Linked DNA regions of Homo sapiens: region 1 is linked to region 2. The links are chromatin contacts, found by Hi-C or POLR2A ChIA-PET in ENCODE. All regions are on one chromosome and are shown on one strand. Each heading gives the region's core, a stretch centred on a gene start or an enhancer-like site at or near the end of the contact. The rest is flanking DNA. Distances are from core to core; before and after follow the strand shown.

Region 1 (5,130 bases), core at 1,650-4,149, 110 kb after region 2:
AGTAGGGGGACAGGCAGTGATCTCTACGGACCCAGTAGGAAGTGGTTCTAAAGTCTAGAAATTAAATTCTAAAGCAGTGACTCTTAGGCAGGGGTTTTCCTAATATCTGTGTGCAAAGAGCTGCCCATCATCGCTCGACAGCAGTTTAGACCAGCTAGGGAAAGGAAGGGCATGGTGGAGGGTCTGACTGCTTCCAGAAGCCCGAAGAGATCTCAGCTCAGTGTCTTGTGTGTTCTGCTTCTGAGTTTTTGGCTGTCACTATTCCCAACAGAAACTGCAGTCCTGCTCCTGAGAAAGCAGAGCTGGGTGCTGTCTGCTCACCGAAGTTGACCAGAAGTGGCTCTTGTAATGTGCTACCTTCAAGGGCTTCTGGACCACCCTGGAGGACAGAGCACCCAAGCCACGGCTCACATGCCTGCCTTGCTCCCTGAGCAGCCGAACCTTATTACCATCACACTTGAAGCAGCTCATCAGGGATTTGTTTGAGGCAAAAGTTCCCAGGCCCAGGAAAAAGCTGAAAGCTGTGGACTTAGGAGCCAGATGTTGAGATTTTGTTGTCTGCTGATTGTTGGCTCTTGTCAGGAAAGGAGGAGGAGGAGAAATGAGAGTATATTCACAGTTGCATGGGGGAGTTTTTTACCCTTTTCTTTTTTTAAAGAAGTTGGTATGTTCTTCAAACCTGAGTATTTATATTTTGAGCACTAACAATTCTACATTTGAAGAATAAATCCCCTGCGTGACATGCTACCTTCAGCTCTCATTCTTGGGACTAAGCTGAGTGGTGATTTGGGGGTGGCTTTCCCTTTTAGTGGCCGGCTCAGAAATAGCCAGCACACTTATTACACAGACTGCCAGGCTCTCTGGAGGAAGACAGAGGCTTTGGAGCCCAAGTTTAGCGTCAGCTGTTCTGTGGCAGTGTAGGGTGAGAATTGGACCTGGTGGTTTATGTTAAGAAGTCCAGGGCTGCAGAATGGGAATGCTTTCTTTAGAAGTTTACCCCCTTAAAAATAATTTCCACTTTCCTATCTATTTAAAGGGGCTTTTGAACTTGTGTTTATGAAATGTCTTCCCGCCATTTCATGTGACTTGGGACACAGCAGCTGGGATGATCTTCCTTTTACCCAAATGGAAAGTTGGGTTGGGCTAGGGCCTATGGAAAAGCTGGAGAAGTTTAGAAGCCAGGCAAGCAGGATTATAAAAAACAAGAACCAGGGGAAAAAAAAAACCCACATGATTTTGAGAGGCAGCCTAGTGTAATGGAAAGAGTGTAAGCTTTAGAGTCAGATGACTTAGAGTTGAATCCTAGCTCTGCTCCTTGGACATATTGCTGAATTTCTTCCATTTCCTCATGTATAAAACTTGAAAGTTACAGGGTTTTGAAGGCTCTTGCATGTAGTAGGCCCTTGATAAATACTGATTCCCTCCCAGGCGTTTTATCTTTGTTTTTTCTGGGGCTCTTAACTTTTCCTCACTGGACCTTTGTAGGCACCCATTTGGGGTTCAGCAGGTACCTGGGAGCCCAGAGGAAAAAGAGTGCTACAGACTCCAGGTGGGCCCTGGGTGACCACTGAATCCACCTTCATGATCAGGGCCCACGCAACACAGAGCTGCTTCCAGAGCTCTGGGGGATTTGCTATTAGCTTGGGGTAGTTTAAAATTGAATCCATCACAATGACATGATGGGGAGACATAAACAGAACATTTGGGAGCAGAGCACAGCTGCTAAGGTGGCATGATAGACTGCTTGGCATTACAGCATTGTTATTTATTAGGGAAAGTTGAAATGGGTCAGAGAATGAAGTTTTCCTAAAGACCTCAGTCTTAGGACTAGCAGTCTCTTTTCATTGTTCCTCCATAAAAATGTTTTGCTCTGCTCTATATTGGGCCAAATGCACCAGCCAAAATACTGTTTTGCAAATTTCAGGGGAGGGGATGCGGCTGCTCATTGTGGGCCCTCCCCTTCCTGCTGTTGACTCAGGCCAGTCTAAGGCGTTCTGTGCTGCATTTGGGGGATTTTCTGGGGCCGATTTTAGAATGCTTGCTTACTGTGCATGCAGAGTCCCCCCAGCCAGGCCCCACCCCAGCACGGCTCCTGCCTCTGTCATCTGAAGCCTCATGGGCTGAGGCTGGGAAGAGAATAGAAGACACTGGTCATATGCATGTGCCCAGAGTTTGTTTGAGGAAGAGATTATACATCCATATTTCCAAAGAGAAAAAACAGAGGTTTTTTTTTTTTTAAATGTGGCAAAGTGTACATAACATAAAATTCACCATTTTAACCATTTTAAGTGCACAGTTTAGTGGCATTACATCCATTCACACTGTCACGCAGCCATCACCACCATCCATCTCTAGAACTTTTTCATTTTCTCAAACTGAAACTACCCATTAAATAATCCCTCTCCCCTCTCTCCTAGGCCCCTACAACCATTAATCTACTTTTCTGTCTTTGTGAATTTGCCTATTTTCGGTACTTGGGATAAGTGGAGTCATACAGCGTTTGTCCTTTTGTGTCTGGCTTATTTCATGGAGCATAATGTGCTCAAGGGTCATCCCTGTTGTAGCATGTGTCAGAATTTCCTTCCCTTTTAAGGCTGAATGATAATCCATTGTGTGTCTATATCACATTTTGTTTATCCAGTCATCTGCCGATGGCACTTGGCTTGCTTCCACCTTTTGGCTATTGCAGGAAACTAGTTTTGACGTGTTGAGATGCAGGCCTGATTTCCCTGCCTGCTTGTGAGGTAGGTGGACACGTTGAATTGACGGTCCTGTGTGTGAGTGAAGTGTGTGCGACTGTGTCTGAGTGTCTGTCCTTCTCAGTTGACGTAAATACTAGGGTTATGAAAAGTCCTGTTTTATATCTGAAGAAACTCTCCCTGCCCACTGGCTTGTCAGAGCCTCTTGATGAAAGGGTAAACAGGAGGTGAGTGCTTGACGTAGGAGGAGTGAGTTATCCTGCCTCAGCCTCCTGTCCTGGAGAGTGTGTTTACTGCAGGCTGCTGTGGGGATGAGAGGACCAGTTTGGGAGCCTGACAGCCCCAGATCAGGACCAGTCTCAGAATTTCTTTGTTGTGTGACTTTGGCTAGGTCACTTTAACTTTTCTGAGCCTGGTTGTCTACATCTAAGAGGATTTTGGGATCCATATTAAATGTAACATGTCAAAAGCTGTTGCCCGGTGCCTGGCTGATGGTATGTATTCAAAACACCTTCTCTTCCTTAAAGAAACGCTTATACACTGTTGGTGTGAGTGTAAATTAGTTCAACCACTATGGAAGACTGTGGCGATTCCTCAAAGACCTAAAGACAGAAATACCATTCAATCCAGCAATCTCACTACTGGGTATATACCCAAAAGAATATAAATCATTTTATTATAAAGACACATGCATGTTTATGTTCATTGCAGCACTGTTCCATAATGGCAAAGACATGGAATCAACCCAAATGCCCATCAGTGGTAGACTGGATAAAGAAAATGTGGTACATATACACCATTGAACACTACGCAGCCATAGAAAGGAATGAGATCATGTCCTTTGCAGGAACATGGTTGGAGCTGGAGGCCATTCTCCTCAGCAAACCAACACAGGAACCGAAAACCAAATACTGCATGTTATTATAAGTGGGAGCTAAATGATGAGAACACATGGACACATAGAGGGGAACAACAGATACTGGGGCCTTTTGAAGGGTAGAGGGTAGGAGGAGAGAGAGGATCAGGGGAAATAACTAATGGGTACTAGGCTTAATACATGGGTGATGAAATAATCTGTAAAACAAACCCCCATGACAAAAGTTTACCTATGTGACCTGTACATGTACCTCTGAACTTAAAAGTACACAAACACATATGCATGCACACACACACACACACACACACACACACACACACACACACACAAATAAAACCTTCCGACAAAGGAAAAAAACCCACAAAAACCTTCTCCTCCTTTCTCCACCCGGATAGTGAGCATCTTGCCAGGGAGACACCTTGTTGTATTTACCTATAGGATTCCCCTTCCCTGGGCCTACCACAGTACCTGGCCCGCAGCAGCGGCTGCTGGTTGGATGCTTATTAACTTTATCCTGGACACTCTCTGGGAAACAAAGGCTGCTCCACAATAGGACTTTCCAAAAATGTTCTGAGAAAACACAGCCCCAGTGGAATCAGCACAGAGCTTTCTAAGGGGGTAGGCTTTGAAGAGAATATTATTTATTTGGATGGGTAAATTCTGGATTGTTTGAAAAACAAAAACATAATACTGGCCTCATTACTTTTTTCGTCATTGCCCCTTTGTCTGTGGGTAGAGTGCTTTTGAGAGATTATTGGTTGGAACTTTAAAAATAGGCCAGTTGTCAGATGTCTTGGCACGAAAACATATCCCAGTGGCTTTCTTTAGGAATTTTCATAAAGCTAAACGTCTCTCCTTGGAGAGGGCTGTGTTGATCACCATCTGCTGAATACTCTAAAGAGGTCGGAGAGCAAACTTGCTCCCAAGCTAGTGGAACTAGCCAGTGGAATCCAGATGTCAGTAAAGTGGGGAAGCACTTGTTTGTTGGGGGGGAAAATGGAGTGGTTGGTAATGGGAGCAAAAAGAGTCCAAATCATTTTTTCTGGACCCTTCTCCCAATTCCCATCCCTATCCCTACCCATCTGTCTTTGACTTTATCAGTGAGAGTCATACCAGCGTCCTTGGGTGGTTTTGTGGGTCAGGCAGAGAGAAGGGTACAAAGATTGTTGGTGGATTCCAAATGCCAGGTGAAAGGGGAAGGAGAAAGTGCTAGCATAAAAGCTCTGCCTGGGACCCGGCAGGCTGCTCTGGCACAGCTGACTGTGGCAGCAGCTCTGTGGTCTGGGCAGCCCCTGAGTAGCCTGCTAATTGTGACTGGCTTCATTAGCATTTTGGGCAGTGGCCCCGAGCAGCTGGGCTGCTGCTGTCAAGAGTTGCTTTGCAGATGGAAGACCTCCTTTTCTGTCCTCTCCTCTTGGCCCTCATTACTATCTAATGCCAAAGATACAGAGTGGGGGTGACTCTTGGCTTGGGTTCTGTGGGACCCTGAACACACGAGACAATCCTGATGGGGGGCGGTCAGGAGTGGGGGTGGTTACATTCTGAGTTTCCCGG
Region 2 (5,203 bases), core at 768-3,267:
ATGATGAATACCAGGACAGAGAGATGCACTACTGCACAGGAAAAGGTGGGGACACAGAGGAGAGGGATTTAATCCTGAATGGGAAGAGCAGTGGGAATGAGACAGAGAATCAAGGAAGGCTTCCTGGAGGAGGAGGCAGTGGAACTCAATTTTGAAAGATGAATGAGAATGGATATGCCTCTCACTTTGACATCTAACAACTGAGTCAGGTGCCCTAGGTCAGAGTGTTTAGGAGAGGTTGGCAAGAATGGAGCCAGTGGGGGATCAGACAGGGCCCCTAGAATCCTTGAAAGACCCATAATGTTCACCTCCTTCCTGACTGGCCACTTCCAAGGTACAGGTAGAATAAGCTGACAGCTTATTATAGCTATCTATATGACCTCAAGTAAAACAAAATTGCCCAAACATGCCCTCAAGTCACCTGAACCATTTCAGGTTTCTTTAAAAAAAAAAAAAAAAAAAAAGGCTTTTGATTACCTTTTTTTTTCTTCTTCTTTTGCAAAGATTTCTTAAGAGCTTTAGAGCCAAAATGAGTGTCTCTGCATCTTTGCTTACTTGCTAAAGTATGCAGTGTCTTAAAGTTTTCTTTTTCTTTTTCTTTTTAAAAAAATTTTTTTTGAGACAAAGTCTCTGTCACCCAGGCTGGAGTGCAGTGGTGTGATCATAGCTCACTGCAGCCTCAACCTCCTGGGCTCAAAATAATCCTCCCACCTCAGCCTCTTGGGTAGCTGGGACCACAGACACACAGCATCCTGCCCAGCTAATTTTTTAGTTTTTTTGTAGAGACAGAGTTTCACCATGTTGCTCAGGCTTGTCCCGAACTCCTGGGCTCAAGCGATCCACCCGCGTCGGCCTCCGAAAGTGCTGGGTTTGTAGGCCTGAGCCACTATGCCTGGTTTAATAAACAGTTTTCTTCCTGTGTTGCTTTTGTTAAGAAAAATGAGACACACACCCCTTTCCTTTCTTCTAATGATGAGGCAGAGAACAGAATATTTTCCACTTGACGTTCTCCCCCTTTCTTCTCAAACCAGTTTGGCATTTTTCCACTTTCCACCTTCAGGTTCAAAGCGTGTCTGGGTGATGAGAACCAGGACACAGCTGGAACTCCGGCCATGGCGGGAGCTCACGCCTACCCTGTAGGCATAACATTCTAGGTTTCCCTTTTTTTCAGCAATAATACCTGGGTATAGTGGGAAAGAAGCTGGAATCAATCCTGGCTCCAGCACTTACCAGCCACAACCTTGGACACAGACCTCTATGACTCTATTTTCTCCTCTGTAAAGTGGGTTCAGATGAACCACTGAGACCAGTTGTTGACTGTCTCAGGTTGCAAGGGACAGAGATCAATGCTGGTCCCCACAGGCCGGGGAGCACAATTGTAGGGATAAACTAGAAGTAAAGCAACACTGGAAATCAGTTTGGCATCAAGACAATCAGATCTTCAGGAGAACTGGAGTGTTGTTCAGGATCCCACAGCAGCAGGTGTGCCTTCAGAAGCAGTGCCCACGCTGTGCCCCACGGAGTGACTGTGCCCAAGGCGTGACTCAGTTTCCCAGGGACCCTGCAGCGTCTGCAGCTGCTCCTTGTGCCCCTGCGGCTCTGTCTTCACGCGCCTTCGCCCTGCCTCGTGGCTTCTGCTTACTCACAAGTTTCCCCACTGCCCTTCTCCTGGCTGTCCCTCAGCCGCAGAAGTCCCCTCCATGTGTCTCTCCTCCTGCCAGCTCCCACAGGGCTGCCTCAGACAGAAGAGGCTCCCAGGCCTGGTCAGGGGTGGGGTCACAGGTACGCAGCGGGGTCACTGCGTTCAGGAAACTGCCAGGGGCTGGTGTTCTCGGAGAGGAGCCGCAGCTGGGCAGCCACTCAGCACACATCCTGTCCAGTTACGGGCCCTTTGTATAGATGAGGAAATGGCCCCCTTGGAAGATTCAGTATTGACGAGCCGCAGAGCAGCCATCACATCACACTGTGCTCTGGTGTCTCCAACCCCGTCACACTCCTCTGCTTCCTGTTTCTGTTCACCCACGCAGGATGCCGAGGGAAGCGGGGCTTCTCCTGCCTCTACCTGCCTTCAGCCCCTGTTCTGACATGACCTGAGTGCCACCCATCAAAAGACCCGTCCACCCCAAAACATCCCCAACCCACATCCCACTGCTAGTCCCTGATGAATTAGACAGTGAAGGCCTGATCTCCCCGAGACCCCAGTGAGCCCGCCATTGGCATGACGGTCAGATGAGTCCTGGGACAGTGGGAGGGCAGGCGCCAGGCTCAGGAAACGGAGGAGCAGCAGGAGAGGTGCTCCCATGTGGCACAGTTCAGAGGCGGGAGCCTGGGGTGCCAGTGAGAAACAAGGCAAGGTCTCCACTTTAACCTCTCACCTAGGACTCCCAGTGTGCAGCTGATCAGGTTTTTGGGCCCTGAACTGGAACATACCATTTTTAGACAGTGAGATAAAGATTCAAAATCAGGACTGCCCTGGAAAATCCAAGACCTATTGTGGTGTTCAGGTTGGGTGTTGTGTGGTTGGGTCAAACTTCATTTGAGAGCTTCAGTCAACCACAGGTGGCTGGGGCCCAGGAAGGAGGCGGCTCTTGCAAACAGATAAGGGCCACACTGGTGAGAGGCGCTCTCCCCAGAGCAGTAGGCCCCAACTGCTCACAGTTCCTGTGGTAAACTCGGTTCACTTGTGAAGATCAGGAGAGACAGGACCCATTACCTCCTCCTTGTGAAGATCAGGAGAGACAGGACCCATTACCTCCTCCTTGTGAAGATCAGGAGAGACAGGACCCATTACCTCCTCCTTGTGAAGATCAGGAGAGACAGGACCCATTACCTCCTCGTGAAGATCAGGAGAGACAGGACCCATTACCTCCTCCTTGTGAAGATCAGGAGAGACAGGTCCCATTACCTCCTTGTGAAGATCAGGAGAGACAGGACCCATTACCTCCTCCTTGTGAAGATCAAGAGAGACAGGACCCATTACCTCCTCCTTGTGAAGATCAGGAGAGACAGGACCCATTACCTCCTCCTTGTGAAGATCAGGAGAGACAGGACCCATTACCTCCTCCTTGTGAAGATCAGGAGAGACAGGACCCATTACCTCCTCCTTGTGAAGATCAGGAGAGACAGGACCCATTACCTCCTCCTTGTGAAGATCAGGAGAGACAGGACCCATTACCTCCTCGTGAAGATCAGGAGAGACAGGACCCATTACCTCCTCCTTGTGAAGATCAGGAGAGACAGGTCCCATTACCTCCTTGTGAAGATCAGGAGAGACAGGACCCATTACCTCCTCCTTGTGAAGATCAAGAGAGACAGGACCCATTACCTCCTCCTTGTGAAGATCAGGAGAGACAGGACCCATTACCTCCTCCTTGTGAAGATCAGGAGAGACAGGACCCATTACCTCCTCCTTGTGAAGATCAGGAGAGACAGGACCTATTACCTCCTCCTTGTGAAGATCAGGAGAGACAGGACCCATTACCTCCTCCTTCTCTCCACCACGCATCTTCCTCCTGTGTCCCCTCAGCCACTGAAGGTTTCAATGTGCCCTGATTTGTCCTCTCTTCCCAGTTGTCTGTATACAAAGTGCCCAGCTATTCCTCCCACTTTGCAGATGGAGAAATGGAGGCCTTAAGGCAGTGAGAAAGTTTTCCATGATGATGGTTAGACAGTGAGATTCAAAGATTCAAAATCAGGACTGCCCTGGAAACTCCAAGACGTCTTGTGGTGTTCCGGTTGGGTGAATACTTTCCAAGAGCACATGTGGAGGCTGAACAGGATTCCACTGAAAGCTGCTGTCATTTAAGAATCAGTCAGGCTGGGAACGGTGGCTCACGCATGTAATCCCAGCACTTTGGGAAGCTGAGGTGCATGGATCACCTGATATCAGGAGTTCAAGACCAGCCTGGCCAACATGGCGAAACCCTGTCTCTATTAAAAATACAAAAATTGGCTGGGCGTGGTGGCTCACGTCTGTAATGGCAGCACTTTGGGAGGCTGAGGTGGGTGGATCATGAGGTCAGGAGATCGAGACCATCCTGGCTAACATGGTGAAACCCCATCTCTACTAAAAATACAAAAAATTAGCCCAGCGTGGTGGTGGGTGCCTGTAATCCCAGCTACCAGCGAGGCTGAGGCAGGAGAATTGCTTAGACACAGGTTACAGAGGTTGCAGTGAACCGAAATCGCACCACTGTACTCTAGCCCGGGCAACAGAGTGAGACTCCATTTCAAAAAAAAAAAAGAATCAGTCAGTTGGTCATATCTATCCCCAGGAAGATACTGTGCCTTGTGTCCAGGGCTTAGTTGACAGCTGTGAGAATCAAAATACAAAAAAGATGAAAATTTCTGCTCCGGACAGATGTGGTCTAGTTGCGGAGGTAAAACAGGAAAGCAGAGAATTAGGGACTGAAATTCAACCTGAGCTTGGGTCCCCAAGCTGTATGCCCTGGTCAAAGGCTGGAAGAGCCACCTTTTTTTTGTTGTTTTTTTTGTTTTTTGTTTTTTTTTTTTTTGAGACAGAGTCTCCCTTATGTTGCCAGGCTGGAGTGCAGTGGAGCTATCTTGGCTCACAGTAACCTCCACCTCCCAGGTTCAAGCAATTCTCCTGCCTCAGCCTCCTGAGTAGCTGGGATTACAGGCACCTGCCACCACGCCTAGATAATTTTTGTATTTTTAGTAGAGACGGGGTTTCACCGTGTTGGCCAGGATGGTTTCGATCTCCTGACCTTGTGATCTACCCGCCTCAGCCTCCCAAAGTGCTAGGGTTACAGGTGTGAGCCACCACGCCCAGCAAGAGCCACCTTTTAAAAATCTGCACCAAAGGTGCCATATGGGCTAGTGGAGACCCTGGGAGAAGTGAGATCCCCCAGGAGGGCCAAGCTAGACAGAGTTCTTTAACCTTAAGACAATTGGCAATAGGAGCTGGGCATGATGGCTCATGCCTATAATCCTAGCACTTCAGGAGGCTGAGGCAGAAGGACTGCTTGAGCCCAGGAGCTTGAGACCAGCCTGGGCAACATAGCAAGACCCTGTCTCTACAAAAATTAAAAACAAAAAACAAAACTCAGCTGGGCATGGTGGTGTATCTGTTGTCCTAGCTACTCAGGTGGCAGAGGTGGGAGGATCGCTTAAGCCCAAGAGTTCGAGGATGCAGTGAGCTATGATCTTGCCACTGCATTCCAGACTAAGTGACACAGCCAGA

Evidence for each region. Hi-C counts contacts between places; a loop is a spot of excess contacts on that map. ChIA-PET counts read pairs that join two places held with the same protein, here RNA polymerase II (POLR2A). Pooled maps may share reads with other maps.
Region 1: a pooled map shows a loop between it and region 2 (3-fold over the local background). The contact joins two enhancer-like sites. A Hi-C loop is called at or near these places in 2 of 37 single-sample maps with no recorded cell type and 6 of 50 pooled maps. POLR2A ChIA-PET finds 5 or more read pairs at or near these places in 11 of 52 experiments (CD4-positive, alpha-beta T cell, GM10248, HCT116 and 7 more).

What each region holds. Positions count from the first base shown.
Region 1 is chr1:226,688,345-226,693,474 of GRCh38, reverse strand. All of the region lies in intron 2 of ITPKB (inositol-trisphosphate 3-kinase B), which reads left to right. Among named protein-coding and RNA genes, the nearest start is that of ITPKB-IT1, 16 kb to the right of the region's middle. RefSeq lists an enhancer at 4,378-4,877. Within about 2 kb of position 2,899, at least 16 of the 41 ENCODE cell types and tissues checked have a DNase peak (open chromatin) inside an H3K27ac peak, as active enhancers do; they include CD4-positive, alpha-beta T cell, where a contact is called at or near this core.
Region 2 is chr1:226,795,890-226,801,092 of GRCh38, reverse strand. No RefSeq gene overlaps it. Among named protein-coding and RNA genes, the nearest start is that of ITPKB, 59 kb to the right of the region's middle. RefSeq lists an enhancer at 1,736-1,785. Within about 2 kb of position 2,017, at least 11 of the 41 ENCODE cell types and tissues checked have a DNase peak (open chromatin) inside an H3K27ac peak, as active enhancers do; they include CD4-positive, alpha-beta T cell, where a contact is called at or near this core.